Regions from separate parts of the Homo sapiens genome. Here region 2 is linked to region 1. Evidence: chromatin loops called from intact Hi-C (ENCODE). Cell type or tissue: HepG2. All regions are shown on one strand. Links, peaks and the distances in the headings refer to the core of each region. The heading gives the core; the rest is flanking DNA.

What was found. A loop is a pair of places that touch in the nucleus more often than their neighbours do. Peaks named below come from ENCODE experiments on the same cell type or tissue, not always from the same donor. Only the 100,000 strongest peaks of a DNase experiment are listed, where the experiment ranks them.
Region 2: it touches region 1 in a loop (5-fold over the local background); 4 of 110 quality-filtered maps call a loop at or near these places.

Annotation. Positions count from the first base shown.
Region 1 is chr2:210,611,235-210,623,462 of GRCh38, forward strand. It overlaps CPS1 (carbamoyl-phosphate synthase 1), which reads left to right. Exons shown (of 38, transcript NM_001875.5): 20 at 883-1,059; 21 at 5,189-5,307. CPS1-IT1 (CPS1 intronic transcript 1) reads left to right here and starts at 6,337. Exons shown (of 1, transcript NR_002763.2): 1 at 6,337-8,642. In HepG2, for the core only: a CTCF peak has its summit at 6,699 (motif pointing right); a DNase peak (open chromatin) is centred at 6,707.
Region 2 is chr2:210,496,533-210,508,760 of GRCh38, forward strand. It overlaps a transcript of CPS1 not described here. Among named protein-coding and RNA genes, the nearest start is that of LANCL1, 26 kb to the left of the region's middle. In HepG2, for the core only: a CTCF peak has its summit at 6,664 (motif pointing right); a DNase peak (open chromatin) is centred at 6,659.

The sequences.
Region 1 (12,228 bases), core at 1,714-9,713:
GTCACATAATTGACATGAAGATTTCCTAAACTGACATTAGTGGTAATTTGAGTCTATTTGAGGAATCACAAAAGTTTACTGAAAATAGCATTATGACTGCTATTATTTTAAATTGGAGACCAAAAATGCATAGCAATCTATTATTCTATGAAAAGATTCAAACAATGTTTATCCAGCGAAAATAACTGGGTAGGTTGCAAGATCAATTTAAGTTTAGTTCTGACATGCAACTTGTCCAAACTAAATCACCACATAATTTTTCTAATTGATTAGTGTATGATGAGCTGTAAAGATTGTGGAAAGACACATTGAATTTGTCACAGAAAGTTTAGTCTCCTCCTACGTTCAAAATCATAATCATCAGTATTTGTTATGACTCTCAAGGTTCTATTAATATTAATGCTTAGCTGTAAGGAAAGCCAACCTGTCTTGAATACTGACTGATACTCATTTACAAATAGTTTCTGTTTCAGTGTTAATATATTTCTGGTTTCTTTTTATTTGCCTTCCATTCTAAAGAACATGCGCATAAAGCAAGATCTTACTAAGAAAAGGTCTCTATGCTTCAACCTTGAATTTCTTATTTTAATACTATGGTCCAGAGCAGGTACAGGTGATTTCCTCATCAATCTCAGCAAATACAGCTGAACTCCCTGAGTGGTAAAAGACTGACCTAATGAAGATGCATTATACCAAAACCATGGAGAAAGTGAGAGAGGAAGAAAAAAAGGAACACCTTTTTTTTTTTTTAATTTGAGAGGCTTTATGATATATTTTTTGTTCTTATTTGTTTTATAAAATATATTTTACGTCCAGTTCAGTTACAAATTAAAGATACATAAGCTCTTTCTTTCAATATGAGGTCTTAAACATGTATTACAGGTCATGGCTATTGGTCGTACCTTTGAGGAGAGTTTCCAGAAAGCTTTACGGATGTGCCACCCATCTATAGAAGGTTTCACTCCCCGTCTCCCAATGAACAAAGAATGGCCATCTAATTTAGATCTTAGAAAAGAGTTGTCTGAACCAAGCAGCACGCGTATCTATGCCATTGCCAAGGTAAGATGTTACAAGGGGCCCACAGCTACTAGTTGCTTTTCCAGAATGTAGTCAGTCTGGACATTAAAATAAAACTGAATCACAAAGTGGTTTTAAATCAGGGATTTTTGGAAAATTTTTAATTCTTTTATAGTATTAAACTGGAAACATCTATAGATTTCATTAGAGTCTTTTACAATTAATGATAAATTATCATTTTTATTTGACTTTAAGCCTGGATTTAAGGGCAAATTGCAGTTTTAAAGGATGATTAAATAGATAAAATGTCCCCCTTTTTAAGTATACTTAGTACTAATACTCAAGTAGATTTGACTATATTGACTTGTCCTTTACTATTAACTTTATTACATGTTCCTTGAATGTGTAAAATTGTATTGTAGAAAGGAAGGTGCATACAATAATGTCCCTTAGTATGTGCCACTTGAGTCTAGAATAATCTTAATTTATTTGCTTCTCTTTCTGTGTTTAAAAAACAGCAACAGACTATAAAGGCCCACATGATTATAGGGTTTTCCATGTAATTATTTTATTGGTCTTACTTTCAGGAAAAAAGGCCCTACATTTCTCACTTCCCTCCACTACTTGCTTCTCATGCAAATTAAATGCCATGTTAATCTACTTTTATATTTACTGTGCTTAGAGTTTTGAAGTTTCAGCTCATCTGATTTTATAAAAGGTGACTTGGGCAGCTGGAATCTGTCTGGTCAGAAATCCCTGAAAGGCTTTTTGACATTTAAGGAAGCACAAGCGTTAATCCTCCAACAGTATCAAACCGCACTGGTTCTACAAAGCTCTACTGACCATTTTATGTTTGTGTGTGTGTATGTGTGTGCATGTGGGATGAGTCGGTGAAAACATGAACTTTCTCTTTAAAAGGATTCCCGTCTTTGTAATTTGCCTGTGTAGAAACAGAAAAATGTTGTTAGTGATTTTGAACTCATCGCAACTTTTATGTCCATATTTTGAGTCCTTAAGAGACCTGAAGGAGAGGAAGGGATATTTCCTTAATTGCATCCAATGTATATTCTCCTCGCTCTTATGGTTTCTAAATGGAAAATATTTAAGCCCTACTGAAATTCTGGGAGTTGCTATTATCTCTTGATGGACATTTTCCCATGTTGAGTTTCAAGGTAATTAGAATTTTTCTCTGGCGGTGGCGGGTGGGATAGCAGTGATAAGAAGTTATTTTAGAAAGCCATTTCACCTTCATCATTTATTATCCCTATTTCAGTCTTTTATTTAAGAAGCAGCTCATGACATTCATATGTGTGTGTGTGTGTGTATATATATATATAAAATTTTTTTCTCAGGCAAAGGACAGTAAATAGATTTTTTCCTTAAGTCTAGCAATCATGTTTCTGCCACTTTGAAGGAGATGAAAAAGGCAAGCATTTCCAAGTTCCCAGCTAAGCTGTAAAACTCAAGCAAATCTCTCATTCTTTTCTAACAGACTTATAAAAGATGAGAATCTGGGAAAAATGTGTGGAGGTTCTTTCTTTCACAGGGTACCCTATGTATGAGCAAGAAGTGCAGGGGCTGCGTGTAAATTATTGCCTGCTCGAGTGCTGGGAGAAGGAACTGATTTCTGTTTGTTAGAGGTCATCATTACTGTTCATTTCAACAGCAGCCGGGAACTTGGTGATTTTGACAGAGAGTGTAAGGACGGTGGAGGGCTGAAGGGGAAAAAGAATGAAGGGAGTGTGTAAATCTTTGCTTGCTTTCATGAGTCTTAGAAAGAGCAACTTGCTCTGAGGTCTGATTTTTACAGCAGTCTTATTTCAGGATGACTGGATCATCACCTCTTTTGATTTGGGGAGAATGCGGGGCATTATTTTTGATTTTTGGAACATTAAAGTAACCTCAAACTTGTTTGGGGGTCATTATAGACTTCATTACAGTGATGTTACATAGCAAAGCTGCAGTGCTTGGAGATGAGGTCTTAAGACTGGCAGGATCTTGCTTGCTGTTGAGAAATCATGGATTTTTTTTTTTATCCAGTCTATCATTGATGGGCGTTTGGGTTGGTTCCAAGTCTTTGGTATTACGAATAGTGCTGCAATAAACATACGTGTGCATGTGTCTCTATAGTAGAATGATTTATAATCCTTTGGGTATATACCCAGTAATGGGATTGCTGGGTCAAATGGTATTTCTGGATCTAGATCCTTGAGGAAATGCCACACTGTCTTTCACAGTGGTTGAACTAATTTACACTCCCACCAGCTGTGTAAAAGTATTCCTATTTCTCAGCATCCTCTCCAGGATCTGTTGTTTCCTGAATTTTTAATGACAGCCATTCTAACTAGCATGAGATGGTATCTCATTGTGGTTTTGATTTGCATTTCTCTAATGACCAGTGATGATGAGCTTTTAAATGTGGCACATATACACCATGGAATACTATGCAGCCATAAAAAAGGATGAATTCATGTCCTTTGCAGGGACATGGATGAAGCTGGAAACCATCATTCTCAGCAAACTAACACAGGAACAGAAAACCAAGTACCACATGTTCTCACTCATAAGTGGGAGTGGAACAATGAGAACATATGAGCACAGGGAGGGGAACATTTCACACCGGGGCCTGTCGGGGGGTGGGGAGGTAGGGGATGCATAGCACTAGGAGAAATACCTAATGTAGATGACAGGTTGATGGGTGCAGCAAACCATCATGGCCCGTGTATACCTATGTAACAAACCTGCACGTCCTGCACATGTATCCCAGAACTTAAAGTATATATATATATATAAAAGAAAGAAATCATGGATTTGACTGTAGTCCTTTCCTTCCTTCCAGTGAAATGACTACAGGATTCTAGGCCCTCCCTCACTGTATGTGCTTGTGTGAAAACCTCCTTTGATCTCTTAAAAGTTTCAGTAACTTAAGGTTCTCTCCACCTCACAGTGTAGATGGCCGACAGCTAATTGTGCCTTTAATCACTTAGAAAGTAAGACAGAATATTAAGTCTTTGGGAACCTGACTGTAATTACAGGGAGAATTAAACAAAAGAAACATACATTGACTAGGAAATGAACATGGCTTTGAGTATTTCTGTTAAATGTCATCTTACTCTAGTCAACAAAATTATGAGCCATGCCATATCTCAACAATTATAATCATGGTCTCTCTGATACTATCATTATGTAAAAGCTTTAAGAAAAGTAAGCTCCCTGGGCTGAAATATACCAGCAGAGTTACTAGTTGCATATATTTCTTAATGGGTCTTAAAAACGCAGTGTGTTATTCTAAAATATGTTGTTCTGGAATATTTTCAGATTTTTCACAGGGTATATACACGTACACATACACACATACAAGAATAAGAGTAGACATCTTTTTGTATAAAGATTTTGGTTTTGAGAGTTTATCTCTTTTTTCAGTTAAATTTTCTACTCAGCTTAATGACCCATAGTTGTAGTTTTACTTTTGAGAAATTGATAAAGTAAGCTTGAGGAAGAGGCTGAGCTGCCTATCAGAACAGAAGTTATTACTACATTGTTTTGGAATATATTAGGATTTTAAAAAATGCCTGCCTTAGCACAAAAATCATAGTGACTGATTCAAAACAATTTTTTATTTGAAGTCCTCTGTGAGGAAATATTCTGGAGGAATAAAGCCAAGCCAGATCCGACCCATAAATTCTCACTGACTATTGTATGTTTGTGTGAATGTGGAGTGAGGTGATAAAAATATGCTATCTCCTACAAGATAACTATCAACACTACAAGTTAAGAGATCATTATATTAATTCTAGATTTTCTTACCAATTTGGCTTAACTGTAGTTTCAAGAGACTTTCTTTAATTCCAAAGAGATGTACCAAATTTAGGGTATAATGGGTAACACAATCAAATAAAGAGGAGCGAGTCAAAACCTGTTAGGAGATTTTTCTGAGAACACACCACTCAAGGCAAGCACCTACTCTGTATGCCATTTGTGGATATAGTTGGCACCATCTTTATGTTTATTGGAAGGAATGTCAGTGATGTCAGTTTCATGTTTTGTAACTCAGTCTACAGTCTCGGGCTCTCTAAATAACACACAGAGGCATGACTGCTATGTATTTTAAACCAAATAAGACATTTAGAAAAATGTTTGCCAAAGAAAGTATCTCTTCTCCTCTTGGCAGGCCATTGATGACAACATGTCCCTTGATGAGATTGAGAAGCTCACATACATTGACAAGTGGTTTTTGTATAAGATGCGTGATATTTTAAACATGGAAAAGACACTGAAAGGCCTCAACAGGTAAGGCAGTGCTGCTCTCATTCATGCCAGACACCTTCAGTGCAATTTTTAAAGAGTCTTCTTCCTACTCTTAAGCATTTGGTCTACATTGTGATTCAATGAGGTAGATAGTGCCATTGTTGGAAAATAGTACCCGTAGCCAGAAGACAAATGGCAGGTTTTTTTTTTTTTAGATGTTTACCTTTAGAAATGTATCCATTAATCTTTTTAATCATCTTCTATTCCCACCCTTGTCATCAGACATAGTAATAAGGTCTTTTGAATGCACAAAATTGGTATACATTGATGAACGTGTATTATTTAATTATGAAGTATTATCTAGATTTAAATTTTATTAATCAATTAAATGAATATTTGTTTTCTATAAATTTTCCTCTACATTCTGAAGTCTGTTTTCCCCTTTTAATATCAATCTATACATTGCTGTATATTGAGGAGAAAATGCATTCCTTTTGCGCTCTACTGTTTTTAAATTGGGACATTCAGTTCAGCATACAATTAAGCCACATTCAGGTTTCTCTTAACAGACTCTTCACCTCTGACTAATTTACATTTTTATCTCCATCATGGCCAATTATTTTTAAACTTCATTTTATGTTGAGAATATTTTGATAATGTAGTCCTTAAAATCTACTTTTAAATTTTTCATGGGAAACTGCTGGGGCACCTTAGGCTGATGAAAGCATGGATCAGTTTTAAACATCTATCTTCAATAAGAGGAGCATTTATTAGCAGATTAAGAAAGACAATATAGTCCTCTTGAACTTCTTCCCTCTGAAAGCACTCTGAAATACACTACTATTGGAAAGACGTCTTACCTGCAAACTAGGGATGTGTTTAGAGAAGGAAAAATTTTGTTTGTATAAAAATTGTTCTCAAATGATTTGACAAAATGTAGATACTTTAATCACTTAAAATATCTTTGAGGACAGTGGAAAATCTCAAAACCTGGATTGCTCAACTATTTAGCAATTGCAACATATACTTGGGTTACTGTATTTGCCTGATCAATATGTGTACAAACTAGGTAATAAAACACTTGCTTTTCTTTTTGAGAAAAATTAGGTTCTTTTTCATCTATTTAATTATTGCCCATGTCAAATGCTTGGTTTTGAAAACTGAGGAATTCTATCTGACAAAGATGAAACCAGCTATAGTTGCTTGTAAATCATCCTTTCTAGTGATCACATAAAATGAACAGTAGACAGCAAATAATTTAGGAATTGAACCTATACATTTATCTTATAATTTTGCTGACTTAAGTTTCCCTTTCTTGGTTTATGATGCCAGCAGAACTTCTGTGTAAAATTATAGTCTGTTCTACTGTTCTCAGTTTCAGGCAACTGATTTCAAATGCCTATGAAACCACTCCAATTAAGCCACATGGGGGTGCTAGAAACTTATAGTATGCCAGTCACAGCAGTGGAAAAGACCTGGGGTGGAAAATAGCAGATGTTATTGTGATTTAAATTTCCACTTGACATACGTTCTGATTTTTGGACAAATTCAATGTTTTAATTGAATAGTTTTCGTTACAACCAGAAGGCAGGTTGAGATTCTAACTAAGCATAAATAAGGGTATATTGATAGTGAAAAAGGTCCTTGGAGGATTAAAACAACACACTGTTACAGATCATTTATAATATTTTTCTGACTTCCACATTCTGTTGCATTTATTTGCCGACAATTTGACATTTTCAATCTCCATTTTCTGGCATAAATATATTTGTAAATAGGGATATTTTCTATTGTTCATAATGATCTACATTTAAAACTCTTTATGTAAAGCTTTATATCATTTCAAAAATTTCAAAAACTTACACTTAAAATCATCTCTACTGTATAAATTTGTTTTTGATCCAGGGAGGTTGAAGTGTCTATTATATAGCAAAAGCTAAAGTAAACCTGAAGTGGAACTCACAGATGATCCACGGCGTTAGCAAACCTAAACCCTGAACTCATTATCTGAGTGTCACTTTATGGTTTAATTCCTTTCTTTTTGAAGTGTCATTGATGCACGCATAGCAATTTGATAATGATTGTTATTTAGCGGTATTAGATAAATAACAAGAATAGATGGCCACTAAAGCTACCTGTCTCCATCATTTTGTGGCACATAGGGGTCTGAAGTTGAAAGAATACGACAGCTGATGGAATGAATGTTAAGTATGTAAGGCCTTGAGTTTCCTTGCCCTATTTTAATTATACTCACCATTAGTCTGGGTCTGAGTCCTCTGCTTTTTCTCGGCCCCTCAATATCCAGGGAGGCTTAGTCATCAAGGTACGTACTGCTCCAACAGTAACAAGAGCTCCCTATTAATGACCTATAGCTGACTTACATATTGCGAGTTTGGAGAGAGGCTGAGAAGATTAGTTGTTCTTTTTCATTTGTATTTATTTATGGTTTACTTTGAAGATCTCAACTGCTTCTGTGTTAGAATGGCTGTCTTTAGCTGTAGGCCTAGGAGCTAGCGATTTATTTGGTGTGCGTTCAGAGAACTCCAAAATTCTCCTGCCTCAACATCTATCTCTGCTGCCAATGTACCGCACTCCCTTTGTACTTTTCATAGAGATCCTTGAGAAGACAGGCAGTGGGGCTCTCACTTGGGAAAAGAGAAGTAAATTAAGAGAAAAAATATAGAATGCTAGACGTGGGTTTTCTGGTTCCACCCTTGTGCATTGGAAGGAGCAGACTATGGAGCCAGAGATTGGTGCGCAGTCCTCCCCACTGTAGAATCAGACGTACATCACCTCTTTCATTTCTCCAGATTCATGTTCTTTCTCTTAATCTCTGCTTCTAGTTTTTTTGTGAAGCTTAATTTATATAAGTATAAATGACATCTGACATATTGTGAGGGCCCAAGAAAATTTTTCCTCTTTTCCCCTGAAAATAAAAATGCTACTTGTTGTAATAAAGGTTACTTTATGATTTTAGATATGTATTATATATTATGATTTTAGATATGTAGATATGATAGTTAAATATTTAAAGATTCATTTTCAGACTCACAATTTTTATTTGCTTTTATATTTTGCAATGTATCATTTCTTAATTTCCTTTATGATGCATCACTTATTTTAATATCAGACCTATTTTTTAAAGGAAGCAATTGATAGCTACGATGCAAATGCTATTCTTATTAAAAGATAAATAGCTTTCCCTTATGCTAATGAATAAAAATTCCTACTCTACAGTTGTTAATCAATCTCGAGTTCTAAAGTCCGATAAACACATTTAATAGCAGAGGATGAGCATATCATTAAATTGATGGTCAGTCTCTGACTTGTGTTTACATATAGTCATCTGAAATGAAGTTCAGAATTTGAGTCCCAAATAGACTATACCCACGCATGGACACAGGGAGGGGAACATCACACACCGGGGCCTGTTGGGGGGTGGGGGGCTAAGGGAGGGATAGCATTAGGAAAAATACCTAATGTAGATGACGGGTTGATGGGTGCAACAAATCACCATGGCACGTGTATACCTATGTAACAAGCCTGCATGTTCTGTACATGTATCCCAGAACTTAAAGTATAATATAAAAAAAGAAATATAAAAACAAGAACATAGTTTATGTTTGAAATGTAAACAATAAATGTGCTTATTTATGCAATAGCTTCAAACAATATATTTTAAGATAAAATACAATGGAAATTATTAAAAAAGATATACTCACATATTTAGTATATATAAATATTCACAGACTGAGATGGGGAAAACAAAACAATGATTGTAACTAGGTAGATATTATGGAAATAACTGATGAGTTTTCCATGCCTGTGAGATAGTAGAAATTATAATCAGAAACCCTTCTCTTTGAAGGGGAGAGATAAACATGTTTCATGTTCATGATTACGTATGAAGTCTCATCTTTCTGCAGGGTGATGAGACAAGAGGGATAGGTGTATTAGGCCATTCTTGCATTGCTATGAAGAAATATCTGAGACTGGGTAGTTTATGAAGAGGTTTAATTGGCTCACAGTTCTGTAAACTTCACAGGAAGTGTGGTGCTAGCATCTGCTTGGCTTCTAGGGAGGCCTCAGAAATCTTACAATCATGGCGGAAGGCAAAAGGAAAGCAGCCGTGTCCTATGGAAAAAGCAGGAGCCAGCCAGAGAGAGGGAGTCGGTGGGGGAGGTGCCACATACTTTCAGACAACCAGATTATGCAAGAATTCACTCACTATTGCCAGGAGAGCACCAGGGGGTTGGTGCTACATCATTCATGAGAAATCTGCTCCCATTATCCAGTCACCTCCCACCAGTCCCCATCTCCAACACTGGGGATTAAATATCAATCTGAGATTTGGGCAGGGACAAACATAAAAACTATATCAACAGGTATCAGAATAATCAACTCAGCATCCTAGCTTTGAGTGCTTGCCCCCTCAGAACTCAGTATGCTGTCTCTAATACCTGAATATAGTAGCAATGGCAACCCTCACAAGACTTCTGAAGCAATATCTATTCTTACCAGCTTAGGTAATAACCATTATTTAGACAGCTTCAGCCAAAAAAAGATCTCTTTCCTGTTTACGCTCACTGACTTTCTCCTTTTCCACTTAAACTGCTTATTGCTACCCAAGGGCATGGTAGGGAAGCTGACTGTTCTAGGCAGTTCCCCAAATTTATAGGCTGGTGTAGTAGCATTAACTGACCTAGGGTGATAACATATTTACAGTGGATTTCTTTAGGATTTGAGAAGTTTCTTTTTACTCAGTACGATATAAGTTGTGTCATGTAGGATTCGAATACTTGTTATGTGTATGCTTTGGAATTTAGATGTTTAATGGTCACCAAAGGTCTTTTAACTTCACATTGTCAGATCACCCTGCAAGGAGTTTGAGGAAAATGAAGTCTATATAAATTTTTAGTGGAACCACAACATGTGCATAATCTCTGTCCATTAGCTTTCACTGCTAAGCTATTGATATTTTAGTCTATTTTTCCCATACTCACTCTCCCAATGCCGACGCTTTCACATATTGTGCTCTTCCCATGTAGTATTTTAATAAATACCAAAAGAAAAATATCCTTACTCCGATCTGTAAGAAATTATAAAAATCTCACCTATAGTTCTTTTTTCCATTAGTGCATAGATTCAATTTTGGTCATGTAAAGATCTCCTGCCTGGAGAGAGGAAATGCAGGTACCATAAATCAAATAAAGATGTCAAATGTCTTCACCAACTAGGTTCTTCTGATATAGCCTATTCCTTATTGTAACCAAATAATGAATTTATAACTCTTAATACTGAAACTTGAATTTTGATTCAGTTTAATAATTCTGAATGCCTTCCAAGGGTAAGATAATAATCACAAAAATTTTTGGACTACATATTAAGCACTGTTCTAAGCACATTATTTTGTTTAATTCCTAACACAACATTAAGAAATCAGTGATTGTCCTAATTTTATTGATAGTAAACTGAGGCACTGAGAGATTCAGCAGTTTCCTCTACATCACATACTAATAAATAACAGAATTGGGATCAAGTCTAAGCAGGACTCCAGAACCCAGGATACTTGCTATTTAACCCCTTATATTTGATATATAATTATATTCTTATATACTTTTTACTTTAGTAAAAAGTAAACATTGTTTTTATGTACAATGTTGCTATTTATGTGAGCAATATTGTGGATGAAGCTTAGAAAGAATACTTACATGTAAGTATATACCTACATACTTAAATATCAAATATAATATATTTATATTTGTGTATACCATAGATGACTGCTTAAAAATAATACATATATGTGTATGCTTATATACTTACATATCAAGTATATGGTATGTAAGTGTGCATGTAAATATATTAAATATATGTAAACATAAGCATATATATACACACACAGAAACAGGTTTGCTTGGGGTATAGAAACAGATTTGTTTAGAGGTGTAGATAACATCTAGAGGAAATAAGAAGTAAGACTACCTAAAATAGACAGCTTCAGTTTAGAAACAGTAGCCAATAAAGGGGTGATAGTCCTATCATGGTAGAATCAGCATATATAATGAAGGTTTCTACTATATTATTAATAAACAAGCACAGGTACAAATATCCTTCAGTTGGACTCCCCTTGCTATAAGTATGTAAGGAATTCAACTATAATAGAACTTGTGAGAAAGAACTATTTCAGGACTTTACACCCCCAAGCATTATTATTTATAATACCAATTTGGATTGGCAATTTTATATTGAAAGACAATCATGATACTTAAAAAAAAAAAAAAGACACATGAACAGGCAAGAAAAAAAAAGTGAGAGTACAATTACCAGCTTTAAGCATCTGCTTATCCCTCTGGCTGTAACTGTTTTTAATTTTTTTATTTCCTTATTTTGTTTTTTTGGTTTCTTTAGCTATTTCTGACTGACATATCCAGCTTGGAGATTTTATTATACCTGCCTAAATTGTATAATTTCGCTCTTTTACTGGCTAAAACTAAGCTGAATTAAGTTTTGAATCCTTGCTTCAAGTGATTATCTTAAAGAAGATGGCCAGCCTCTGCTTTTGCTATACCATGTTAAATCATCAAAGTGAAGGTTTTCTACCATTTATGATGATTGCTTGTTCTTGTGCATTCCATTCATTTTGGGCAATTTTCCTTCAATGGTCCATTTTGCTCTCTTGTTTTTATGTACAATGCCGCTATTTATGTTAGCAATGTTGTAGATGACTACTTAAAAAGAATCTATTTTCATTCATTTTACACGTTCAAAAGTAGGAGATATAACCATTGTGATACAATTTATACCATACGAGTATTGGAAGCTAAAATTTGTATTTGTTTCCCTATTGTTGACATAAACTTTACTATGGATTTATTTACAAATTATCCAGATATTGCTTTTGTCTAATATTCTGTAGGTTTCATGTGGTTTTTTTTTGCTATCTTCACTCTAATAACTTTAATA
Region 2 (12,228 bases), core at 2,667-10,666, 110 kb before region 1:
AAGGACAATGAATTCATGGAGGCTAGATCATCTAGGGCCCTATTTGCAAGGAATTTGGCTGTTTCTCAGCATGAGATGAGAAGGCATCAGAGGATACTGAATAGAGAAGTGACATAACCTACATAGAACTTAACCTTAGTTGCACTACTCTCTTGCTAGCTTCCTGCTCTTCCTCCAACATGCAGGCACACTTCCTCCTCAGGGCTTTGGTACTTGCTCTTCTATTTGCTTGAGACGTTTGTCCCACAGATAGCTGCACGGCTCAGTGCCTCACCTTCTCAGCAACATCCTTCCTGGTCACCCTATTTAATACTTAAACTTCTTATACTTTTTCTTCGCTACTTTATTTTCCTTCATTGCATTTATCTAATACTATGTGTTAACTGTCTATGTCATTTATTTTCTGTCAAAGAAAAATAATTATATTCTGGACAGCTGGTCTGTTTTTTATCAAATAGGGAATGGAAATCTTTTAACTGATTATATCTTTCCTTCTTTTATTTTTGGAATTAGCTCTAATAAGCTCAGCAAACTTTGTGTAAGATCTAATTAAGGGGTATCTTCTTGTATGCTAACTCTTCCAGATTTCATCTTACTATTTGGTCATCATTACATTTGACCCAGATTTAAATTTTTAAAAAATGTATTACTGTTTTATATCTACTTTTGTTTCAAATAATCTTTAAGCAAGGCATGTCATAAAGAAGAATTTATCCTTATATCTCCTATACCCAGTGAAGTTTGTGCATATAGAACATGTTAATAAGCTGAATATGATATGTAAAATGTAATAAAATGTTAAAAATATTCATATCCTATTTACCTCGGGAGGTTTATACTTTATTTTTATTTAATTTTTTTATAATTTCAAATTTTATGTTAGATTTGGGGGTAATGAGCAGGTTTGTTACATAGGTATATTGTGTGATGCCGAGGTTTGGGATACAAATGATCCCATCTCCCAGATACTAAGCATAGTACCCAACAGTTTTTCAACCCTTGTCCCCATACCTCTCTCCCCACTCCAACAGTCTTCAGTTTCTATTGTTGCCATTTTTGTGTCCATGAGTACTCAGTGTTTAGGTCCCACTTATAGGCAAGAACATGCAGTATTTGGTGTTTTGTTCCTGCATTAATTCGCTTAGGATAATAGCCCCAGCTGCATCCACGTTGCTGGAAAGAACATAATTTCATTCTTTTTTGTGGCTGTTTAGTATCCCATGGTGTATATGTAGCACATTTTCTGTATCCAATCTACCATTAAAGGCACCTAGGTTGATTCCACGTCTTTGCTATTCTGAAGAGTGCTGCAATAAATATGTGCATGCATGTGTCTTTTTGGTAGAACAATATATACATACATATATATATATATATATATATATATCTCCAGTAATGCAGTCATGGGGTTGCTGGGCTGAATGGTAGTTCTGCTTTGAGTTCTTTGAGAAATCTCTAAACTGCTTTCCACAGTGGCTGAGCTAATTAACATTCCCATCAACAGTGTATAAGCATTCCCTTTTCTTCACAGCCTCGCCAGCATCGGTTGTTTTTTGACTTTTTAATAACGGCCATTCTTACTGGTATGAGATTGTATCTTATTTTGGTTTTGACTTGTGTTTCTCTGATGATTAGTTATGTGGAGCATTTTTTCATGTTTGCTGACGTATGAAGATGACATATGTTGTATGTCTTCTTGTTAGAAGTGTCTGTCCATGTCTTTTGCCCATTTTTTAATGGGGTTTGAGCATAGAATATTTTTCCACTGGTTTGTGTCATCTATTATTTCTTTGAGCAGTGTTTTGTAGTAGTTCTCCTTGTAGAAATCTTTCACCTCCTTGGTTAAATATATTTCTAGGTATTTTATTTTATTTTTTTCTGTGGCTATTGTAAATGGGATTGCATTCTTGATTTGGTTCTCAGCTTGAGTGTTATTGGTGTATGGAAATGCTAGTGAGTTTTGACACTGATTTTGTATTGTGAATCTTTACAAAGTTATTTATCAGTTCCAGGAGCCTTTTGGTGGGTCTTTAGGGTTTTCTAGGCGTAGAATCATATCAGTGAAGAGAGACAGTTTGACATCTTCTTTACTTATTTGGATGCCTTTTATTTCCCTCTCTTGCCTTCAAACCAGAGATCTATCTAGGCATGGAGCTGGGAAACCTTTCTGGCCCCAAGTTCTCTGCATGGGGATGGAAGGCAGCCTAAATTCTTATTCCAGTAGAGTGGGTGCTCTAGATGCTTGGAGATCTGCCTGGGTGTGGAGTGTAGAGGGCCTTGCTGGACCACAATCTCTGCACAGATAGGGCGGGAGAGCTCAGGCTGGCAAGCCAGGATAACAGGTACTCTTACTGCTTGGAGATATGCCTGTGCATGGAGTAAAGAGGGCTGTGCTTCACCATGGTGTCTGAACAGGATGGGTGGGCTGGCTCAGGCTGTTGATTCAGGTGAGTGGATGCTCCAAATGCCTGGATATCTGCCAGAGGGTGGAGCAGAGAGGGCCTGGGCTTCACCACAGTCTCCACACAGGAATGGTTGGGTGGCTTGGTATGCTGATCTGGGTGAATGGTAGCTGCAACTGCTAGGAGATCTGCCTGGGCATGAAGCAGAGAGGGCCCTGCTGTACCATGATCTCTGCACAGGCAGGGTGGGGTATCTTAGGTTGCTAGTCAATGTCACCAGGTGTTTCAAATACCTGGATTTCTGCCTGGGAGTGGAGTGGAGAGGGACCCACTGCACCGTGATCCCAGAGAAGGAGGTTGGGCCACCCAGAAATGATACACATAAACCTGTTCTATGTCTCCAAGCTGGTCCTGGCTGCAAGTCTCCTCATCCAGGAGAAACTGGATGAGCAGCTTTCCTCCAGCTCCAGGCCTGTGACAGGGGAGAGCACAATTCCAGTGCCTACTGATGAGGCACTTTCTGTAATTCTGGCTGTAGAGACCTCTACACCACTCCAGAGCAAGCGCTCCAATCTCTGGCCCAAGACAAAAATGCCTGTGCAGCCACGGTGCCAGATTGCCAAAGAATGGCTGACTTTGTATGCACTCGGGTTAAAAACGGCATCCTGCTTTCAGTCCTGGGTCTGAGAAAATGCCTGCAGCTTTTCCCTGTGTCTTTTCCTCTCAGCACTTCCAAGCCTCTCTCCAAGTTAGCTCCAGGACTTGGGAGAAAAAAGTGCTCTCCCTCAGCCTAGGTTGCTGGGATCCCCAGTGGAAAGGTGAGTAGTAGAGGGAGGCTCTCCTCCCCTCTCACGTACTGGGGCTTCACACATTGTCAGCCAGATGCCATCATGAGGGCTGTTTGCCCACGTTCTTCTCCTTGGGAGCTGGAGTATCTTTCACAATATCAGGGGATTCGTGTTGTATTAGTTTGTTCTCACACTGTATGAAGAAATTCCCAAGACTGGATAATTTATAAGGAAAAAAGGTTTAATTGACTCACAGTTATCCACGGTTTTTAGGGGAGGCCTCAGGAAGCTTACAATTATGGTGGAAGGCACATCTTCACAGGGTGGCAGGAGAGAGAATGAGTGCCAAGCAAAGGGGGAAGCCCCTTATAAAACCATCAGATCTCATGAGAACTCATCCACTATCATGAAAACAGCATGGGGGAACCGCCCCCATGATTCAATTATCTCCACCTGATCCCGCCCTTGACACCTGGGGATTATCATTTCAAGATTACAATTCAAGATGAGATTTGGGTGGGGACACAGCCATGTGATATCATCCCACCACTGGCTCCTCCCAAATCTCATGTCCTCAAATTTCAAAACACAATCATGCCCTCCCAACAGTCCCCCAAAGTCTTAATTCATTCCAGCATTAACCCAAAAGTCAAAGTCCAAAGTTTCATCTGAGATAAGGCAAGTCTCTTCTGCCTATAGGGCTATAAAATCCAAAGCAAGTTAGTTCCTTCCTAGATACAGTGGAGGTACAGGCCTTGGGTAAATACACCTATTCCAAATGGGAGAAATTGGCCAAAACAAAGGGTCTACAGTCCCCATGCAAGTCCGACATTCAATAGGGCAGTCATTAAAACTTAAAGCTCCAAAATGATCTCCTTTGACTCTTATGTCTCATATCCAGGTCACACTGATGCAAGAGGAAGGCTCCCACATCCTTGGCAGCTCTGCCCCTGTGGCTTTGCAGGGTGCAGGCTCCTCCCAGCTGTTTTCACGACTGGCACTGAGTGTTTGCAGTTTTCCAGGCGTACTGTGAAAGCTGGTGATGGATCTACCATTCTGGGGTCTGGAGGATGGTGGCCCTCTTCTCACAGCTCCACTAGGCAGTGCCCCAGTGGGGACTTTGTGTGGGGGCTCCAACCCCATCTTTCCCTTCCACACTGCCCTAGCAGAGGGTTCTCCATGAGGGCTCTAACCCTACAGCAAATTTCTGCTTGGACATCTAGGTGTTTCCATATATCCTCTGAAATCTAGGTGGAGGTCCCCAAACTTCAATTCTTGACTTCTCTGCACCCACAGGCTCAACACCATGTGGAAACTGCCAGGCTTGGGGCTTGTGCCCTCTGAAGCCATGGCCAGAGCTGTACCTTGGGCATTTTTAGCCATGGCTAGAGTGGCTGGGAAACAGAGCACCAAGTCTCTAGGCTGCACACATCGGGGGGCCCTGGACCTGGTCCCAGGAAACCATATTTTCCTCCCAGGCCTCTGGGCCTATAATGGGAGGGGCTGCCATGAAGGTCACTGACATACCCTGGGGACATTTTCCCATTGTCTTGGTGATTAACATTCTGCTCCTTGTTACTTAGCAAATTGCTGTGATAGGCTTGAATTTCTCCTCAGGAAATGGGTTTTTCTTTTCTATTGCATCATCAGGCTGCAAATTTTCCAAACTTTTATGCTCTGCTTCCCTTTTAAACATAAGTTGCAATCCCAAACCATATCTTTGTGAATACGTAAAACTGAATGCTTTTAACAGCACCCAAGTCACTTCTTGAATGCTTTGCTGCTTAGAAATTTCTTCCACCAGATACCCTAAATCATCTCTCTCAAGTTCAAAGTTCTACAGATCTCTAGGGCAGGGGCAAAATACCACCAGTCCCTTTGCTAAAGCATAGCAATACTCACCTTTATTCTAATTCCCAACAAGTTCCTCATCTCTATCTGAGACCATCTCAGCCTGGACTTCATTGTCCATATCTCTGTCAGCATTTTAGTCAAAACCATTAGACAAGTCTCTAGGAAGTTCCAAACTTTCTCACATCTTCCTGTCTTCTTCTGAGCCCTCCAAACTGTTCCAACCTCTGCCTGTTACCCACTTCTAAAGTCATCTCCACATTTTCAGCTATCTTTACAGCAGCCTCCCATTACCCAGTACCAAGTTACTGTATTAGTCTGTTTTCAGGCTGTGATGAAAAAATTCCTGAAACTGTGTAATTTATAAGGGAAAAAGGTTTAATTGACTCACAGTTCCACATGGCTGGAGAGCCCTCAAGAAACTTGCAATTATGGCAGGAGGCACCTCCTCACAGGGTGGCAGGAGAGAAAATGAGTGCCGAGAAGTGGGGAAAGCCCTTTATATAGCCATCAGATCTTGTGAGAACCCACTCACCATCATGAGAACAGCATGGGGGAAACTGCCCCCATGATTCAATTATTTCCACCTGGTCCCACCCTTGACACGTGGAGATTATCACAACTCAAGGTGAGATTTGAGTGGGGACACAAAGCCAAACCATATTACCAATTTTCCTTCTCGAATTAATGCTCACAGAGTTGATCTTTGTGCAATATCTTGCTATTTCCAAGTGGTCGAGGCACACTGAAAGCTTCTAATCCACCATCTTGGGAAAAAATAATCTCTCTCTCTCTATATATATATATTTTTTTATATATATGTATATTTTATATATATATAATATATATATAAAAGAGAGATATAGAGATATCTATGAGATACATATAGATATATATATTTATATATAAAAGAGATATAAATATAGAGATATATTTTTTATATATATATACACACATATATACATATAATGTTAAAAAGCATCTTTTCAAATAAATGCTGCTTGCATATGTTAATTTAGTTTGAACAATTTTGGAGTGGATTTCAGGACAGGAGAGAGAAAAAAGCAAAGAGCAAAACAACTCCACTCTAAAGGGAAGTCATAGTTCCTGGGTCTGAGTGGTGCTTCTTGCCTCCATCCTGCCCTGACCCTTCATAGTCTCGTGACTTTCACATTGCTCTAATAAGATATCAAAATTTGAGTGAGGGGTTCAGTTCCTATCTCTGTTCTCCCAGTAATGCAACAAAAAGGGTAACTTGTCCCTCCTCTTTACATTTTAAAATAAGGAAGGGTTGAATTAGCTCAGTGTTTCTCAAGGCTTGATTCACCTTAATTGACTGAAGAGCTTTTTAAAAATCCCAATTTCTTTGGCCCTTGTCATAGACATTCTGATTCCTTTTATTTGGCAGAAGACCCAGGCACTGACCTAATTTTTAAAAGTTCTGTATATGGTTCTCTTGTGCAGGCAGAATTGAGATCATTGGCTTTGCTAAGGTATCTCCAGCACTGACATCCTGTGACTAGGTGGATAATTTAACTCTTCCTAACTCTACAGAAAAAGTGAGAAGCTCTAGAGATTCCACTGGTAACCTCTTCAAGGTTATGTCACATGCTGCCACTAGATGGCGCAGGCAATTCTTGGGACGGAGGAGATTCTGGTTATTTGGGATTTTCATTTTCCCTGTGCAATATACTTGAGACACTCAGCTTAAGAAGCTTCGTGGGGGAATGACATTTTAGCTCCTTTCCCAAAGCTCGAGGCCCAGAAGGTAGAGCTGTTTTGCTTGACAAGTTGATAGAGAGAGACTCATTAAATAAACGTTCTATCGTCTGAAGGGAGAAAGTAAAACCCCCGGCATAAATATTAGTTCACATTTTTCTTATTATTTCCAGCAGGTGTGTGTTCTCCCCTTCTCTGTGTCTTTCTCTCTCTTACTCTTTGTTGGTGGCCTCTTTTTACCTTTATCTTTTCCCTTTTCTTGGTTTCTGTCTGTAACCACTGTTTGTAAACTGGTTATGATGAATTTACAGGTGGATTAAATCTTAGTTTGCCACCTTTGTCGTAGATAAAAATTTTAGGAATCCAAAAACGATACCTACACAATATTCTTAGAAGGGTGAACACATTCAGGTTACAATGGAAAAATTCTTATTCAGGAGACTTCCTCTGCAATGTTGTTTGTTCATAGCAGCTGTGGTAGCACCCGCCAAATCCAGGAAGAAAGAATTTTATGCCGTATCAGGGAAAAACAGTCAAAATCCTTTCCTCTTTACAGCACAATTCGGGTGACGGCCAAAGCTCTTAGTGTACATACAAGTAGGGGTTTTTGCACAATAATAGGGTGTGCTTCTCTGATGCTTTTCACTGGAAGACCACATAGCACATTGCTGCTTTATTCCATAAAGCTGCCTCTTTCCCCTGGGCTGTCAGAATAGGAAGATGTGTTGTGATTTTTTTTTTCAAAGAGATTGCATTCCTTCCCTGGCTTTGTCCCAGCCCAGCTGCTTGTTGTTCAGGGAGATGCTGCGCTTTTGGTGCCAGGATATACCACTGTGCTTTCTTTTTCCCTGAGTGACATATACTGATGGGTCACTGCCTGAAACAGTGGAACAAGGCATGGTGTGTGTCCACCCGTGAAGATCCATTGTTTATTCTTCCCTAGTTTCCATCTAGCAGCATCAGGTTCCCATCTTCATTAAGAAACAAAACAACCGACCAAACAAATAAAACCCCACAAACAATGCAAAATAAACCACCACAAATGCAAGAAAAAAGTCTTTTTTAAATTTTACATTAATAGCTAACGTTGAGTGCAAACTATATTCTGGATATTGTTTTAATCACTTGTCATATGTTGTGTCATTAATCCTCACATCAGTGTCATGAGCTAGGTCCTATTATTATCCCCATTTTACAGATGAAGAAATTGAGTAAAAGTAGGGTTAAGTAAGTTGCTCAATGTCATGCAGCTGATAAGTTGCTGAGCCAAGCTCTGATTCCAGGCAATCTGACACAGTACACCTTAACTCTGTATCTAGATTCCAAAGGGTTGTGTATTGGAGTAACAAGCAAGTAAAGGATAGATTCTCCAATTGGATAGTTGTTAGAAAAGGGTGTATTTCCTGTTAATGTAGCTATATTTCTTTTGGTATAAGATTCAACAGATGCTCCAAACCCAGTTCTACCCCATGCTGGAGGACCTAAGTACATTGTGGCATACCCACTTCTTACTGGCAGAAAAATTAAAAGGCGGGAAACTTCCTTCTCAGTTGTGACTGGGATCATTTAGTGTGTCTGCACAATCCTAAATAAATTTGGAAAGTGAACAATTGGGAGGACGACCTACTTTTTTTTTCTGACTCACTTCTACACTACTTAAAAGTAAATAGGAATAGGGGCTGATATATAAGGCATTTGGGAGCTTTTTCTCGTTGGTCATACATTAACCTCTTTAGGTCAACAGAAGTCTGGAAGAAGGAGGCCACCACACACTCTGCCTAAGAGTGTGTTTTTAGTGTAATTCATGCTGTATTGGGCATGAAGAAAGCAGACAGCTTTCTGAAATGAGCTATTTCCAAGGGAGTACAATCATATTGCAAAGAAAGCACCTAGAAGGAAGAAATTCATCCTATAATTAGGGCTCTGAAATATTTTCAATCAACATATAGGTTGGTGCAAAAGTAATTGCAGTTTTTGCCATTGAAAGTAGTGGCCAAAACTGCAATTACTTTAGCACCAACCTAATATCATGAAGAAAGAAAAGAAGCACAGTCCTTGCTAGAAAACAGTGATAATCTCAATAGAAGAATCTAAGAGCTAGAAGACTCAGTTGGAAACAGCAGAATCGGGCCAAATAGGAACAGCTCCAGTCTACTGCTCCCGGCGTGAGCGACACAGAAGACGAATGATTTCTGCATTTCCAACTGAGGTACTGGGTTCATCTCACTGGGGAGTATCAGACAGTGGGTGCAGGACAGTGGGTGCAGTGCACTGAGCATGAGCCGAAGCAGGGCGAGCATCGCCTCACCCGGGAAGCACAAGGGGTCAGGGAATTCCCTTTCTTAGCCAGGGAAAGGGGTGACAGAGGGCACCTGGAAAATTGGGTCACTCCCACCCTAACACTTTGCTTTTCCAACCGTCTTAGCAAACGGCACACCAGGAGATTGTATCCCACACCTGGCACGAAGGGTCCTATGCCCACGGAGACTTGCTCATTGCTAATACAGCAGTCTGAGATCAAACTGCAAGGTGGCAGCGAGGCTGGGGGAGGGGCACCTGCCATTGCTGAGGCTTGAGTATGTAAAAAAAGCACAGGGAAGCTCGAACTGGGTGGAGCCCACCGCAGCTCAAGGAGGCATGGCTGCCTCTGTAGACTCCACCTCTGGGGGCAGGCATAGCCAAACAAAAGGCAGCAGAAACCTCTGCAGACTTAAATGTCCCTGTCTGACAGTTTTGAAGAGAGTAGTGGTTCTCCCAGCATGCAGCTGGAGATCTGGAATGGACAGACTGCCTCCTCAAGTGGGTGCTGACCCCCGAATAGCCTAACTGGGAGGCACTCCACAGTAGGGGCAGACTGACACCTCACATGGCCGGGTACTCCTCTGAGACAAAACTTCCAGAGGAACGATCGGGCAGCAACATTTGCTGTTCGCCAATATCCGCTGTTCTGCAGCCTCCGCTTCTGATACCCAGGCAAACAGGGTCAGGAGTGGACCTCCAGCAAACTCCAACAGACCTGCAGCTGAGGGTCCTGACTGTTAGAAGGAAAACTAACAAGCAGAAAAGACATCCACACCAAAACCCCATCTGTATGTCACCATCATCAAAGACCAAAGGTAGATAAAACCACAAAGATGGGGAAAAAACAGAGCAGAAAAACTGAAAATTCTAAAATCAGAGCGCCTCTTCTACTCTACTCCAAAGGAACGCAGCTCCTCACCAGCAATGAAACATGGAGAATGACTCTGACGAGCTGAGAGAAGGCTTCAGACAATCAAACTACTCCAAGCTAAAGGAGGAAGTTCGAACCCATGGCAAAGAAGTTAAAAACCTTGAAAAAAGATTAGACAAATGGCTAACTAGAATAACCAATGCAAAGAAGTCCTTAAAGGACCTGATGGAGCTGAAAACCAAGGCACGAGAACTACGTGACGAATGCACAAGCCTCAGTAGCCAATTCGATCAACTGGAAGAAAGGGTATCAGTGATGGAAGATCAAACGAATGAAATGAAGTGAGAAGAGAAGTTTAGAGAAAAAAGAATAAAAAGAAATGAACAAAGCCTCCAAGAAATATGGGACTTTGTGAAAAGACCAAATCTATGTCTGATTGGTGTACCTGAAAGTGACAGGGAGAATGGGACCAAGTTGGAAAACACTCTGCAGGATATTATCCAGGAGAACTTCCCTAATCTAGCAAGGCAGGCCAACATTCAGATTCAGGAAATACAGAGAACGCCACAAAGATACTCCTCAAGAAGAGCAACTCCAAGACACAGAATTGTCAGATTCACCAAAGTTGAAATGCAGGAAAAAATGTTAAGGGCAGCCAGAGAGAAAGGTCGGGTTACCCATAAAGGGAAGCCTATCAGACTAACAATGGATCTCTCGGCAGAAACTCTAGAAGGCAGAAGAGAGTGGGGGCCAATATTCAACATTCTTAAAGAAAAGAATTTTCAACCCAGAATTTCTTATCCAGTGAAACTAAGCTTCATAAGTGAAGGAGAAATAAAATACTTTATAGATAAGCAAATGCTGAGAGATTTTCTCACCACCAGGCCTGCCCTAAAAGAGCTCCTGAAGGAAGCACTAAACATGGAAAGGAACAACTGGTACCACCCACTGCAAAAACATGCCAAATTGTAAAGACCAGCGAGGCTAGGAAGAAAGTGCATCAACTAACGAGCAAAATAACCAGCTAACATCATAATGACAGGATCAAATTCACACATAACAATATTAACCTTAAATGTAAATGGGCTAAATGCTCCAATTAAAAGACACAGACTGGCAAATTGGATAAAGAGTCAAGACCCATCAGTGTGCTGTATTCAGGAAACCCATCTCACATGCAGAGACACACATAGGCTCAAAATAAAGGGATGGAGGAAGATCTACCAAGCAAATGGAAAACAAAAAAAGGCAGGGGTTGCAATCCTAGTCTCTGATAAAACAGACTTTAAACCAACAAAGATCAAAAGTGACAAAGAAGGCCATTACATGATGGTAAAGGGATCAATGCAACAAGAAGAGCTAACTATCCTAAATATATATGCACCCAATACAGGAGCACCCAGATTCATAAAGCAAGTCCTTAGAGACCTACAAAGAGACTTAGACTCCCACACAATAATAATGGGAGACTTTAACACCCCACTGTCAACATTAGACAGATCAACGAGACAGAAAGTTAACAAGGATATCCAGAAATTGAATTCAGTTCTGCACCAAGCAGACCTAATAGACATCTACAGAACTCTCCACCCCAAATCAACAGAATAGACATTCTTTTCAGCACCACACCACACCTATTCCAAAATTGACCACATAGTTGGAAGTAAAGCACTCCTCAGCAAATGTAAAAGAACAGAAATTATAACAAACTGTCTCTCAGACCACAGTGCAATCAAACTAGAACTCAGGATTAAGAAACTCACTCAAAACCACTCAACTACACGGAAACTGAACAACCTGCTCCTGAGTGACTACTGGGTACATAATGAAATGAAGGCAGAAATAAAGATGTTCTTTGAAACCAATGAGAACAAAGACACAACATACCAGAATCTCTGGGACACATTCAAAGCAGTGTGTAGAGGGAAATTTATAGCACTAAATGCCCACAAGAGAAAGCAGGAAAGATCTAAAATTGACACCCTAACATCACAATTAAAAGAACTAGAGAAGCAAGAGCAAACACATTTAAAAGCTAGCAGAAGGCAAGAAATAACTAAGATCAGAGCAGAACTGAAGGAAATAGAGACACAAAAAACCCTTCAAAAAATCAATGAATCCAGGAGCTGGTTTTGTGAAAAGATCAACAAAATTGATAGACCACTAGCAAGACTAATAAAGAAGAAAACAGAGAAGAATCAAATAGATGCAATTAAAAAATGATAAAGGGGATATCACCACTGATCCTACAGAAATACAAACTACCATCAGAGAATAGTATAAACACCTCTACGCA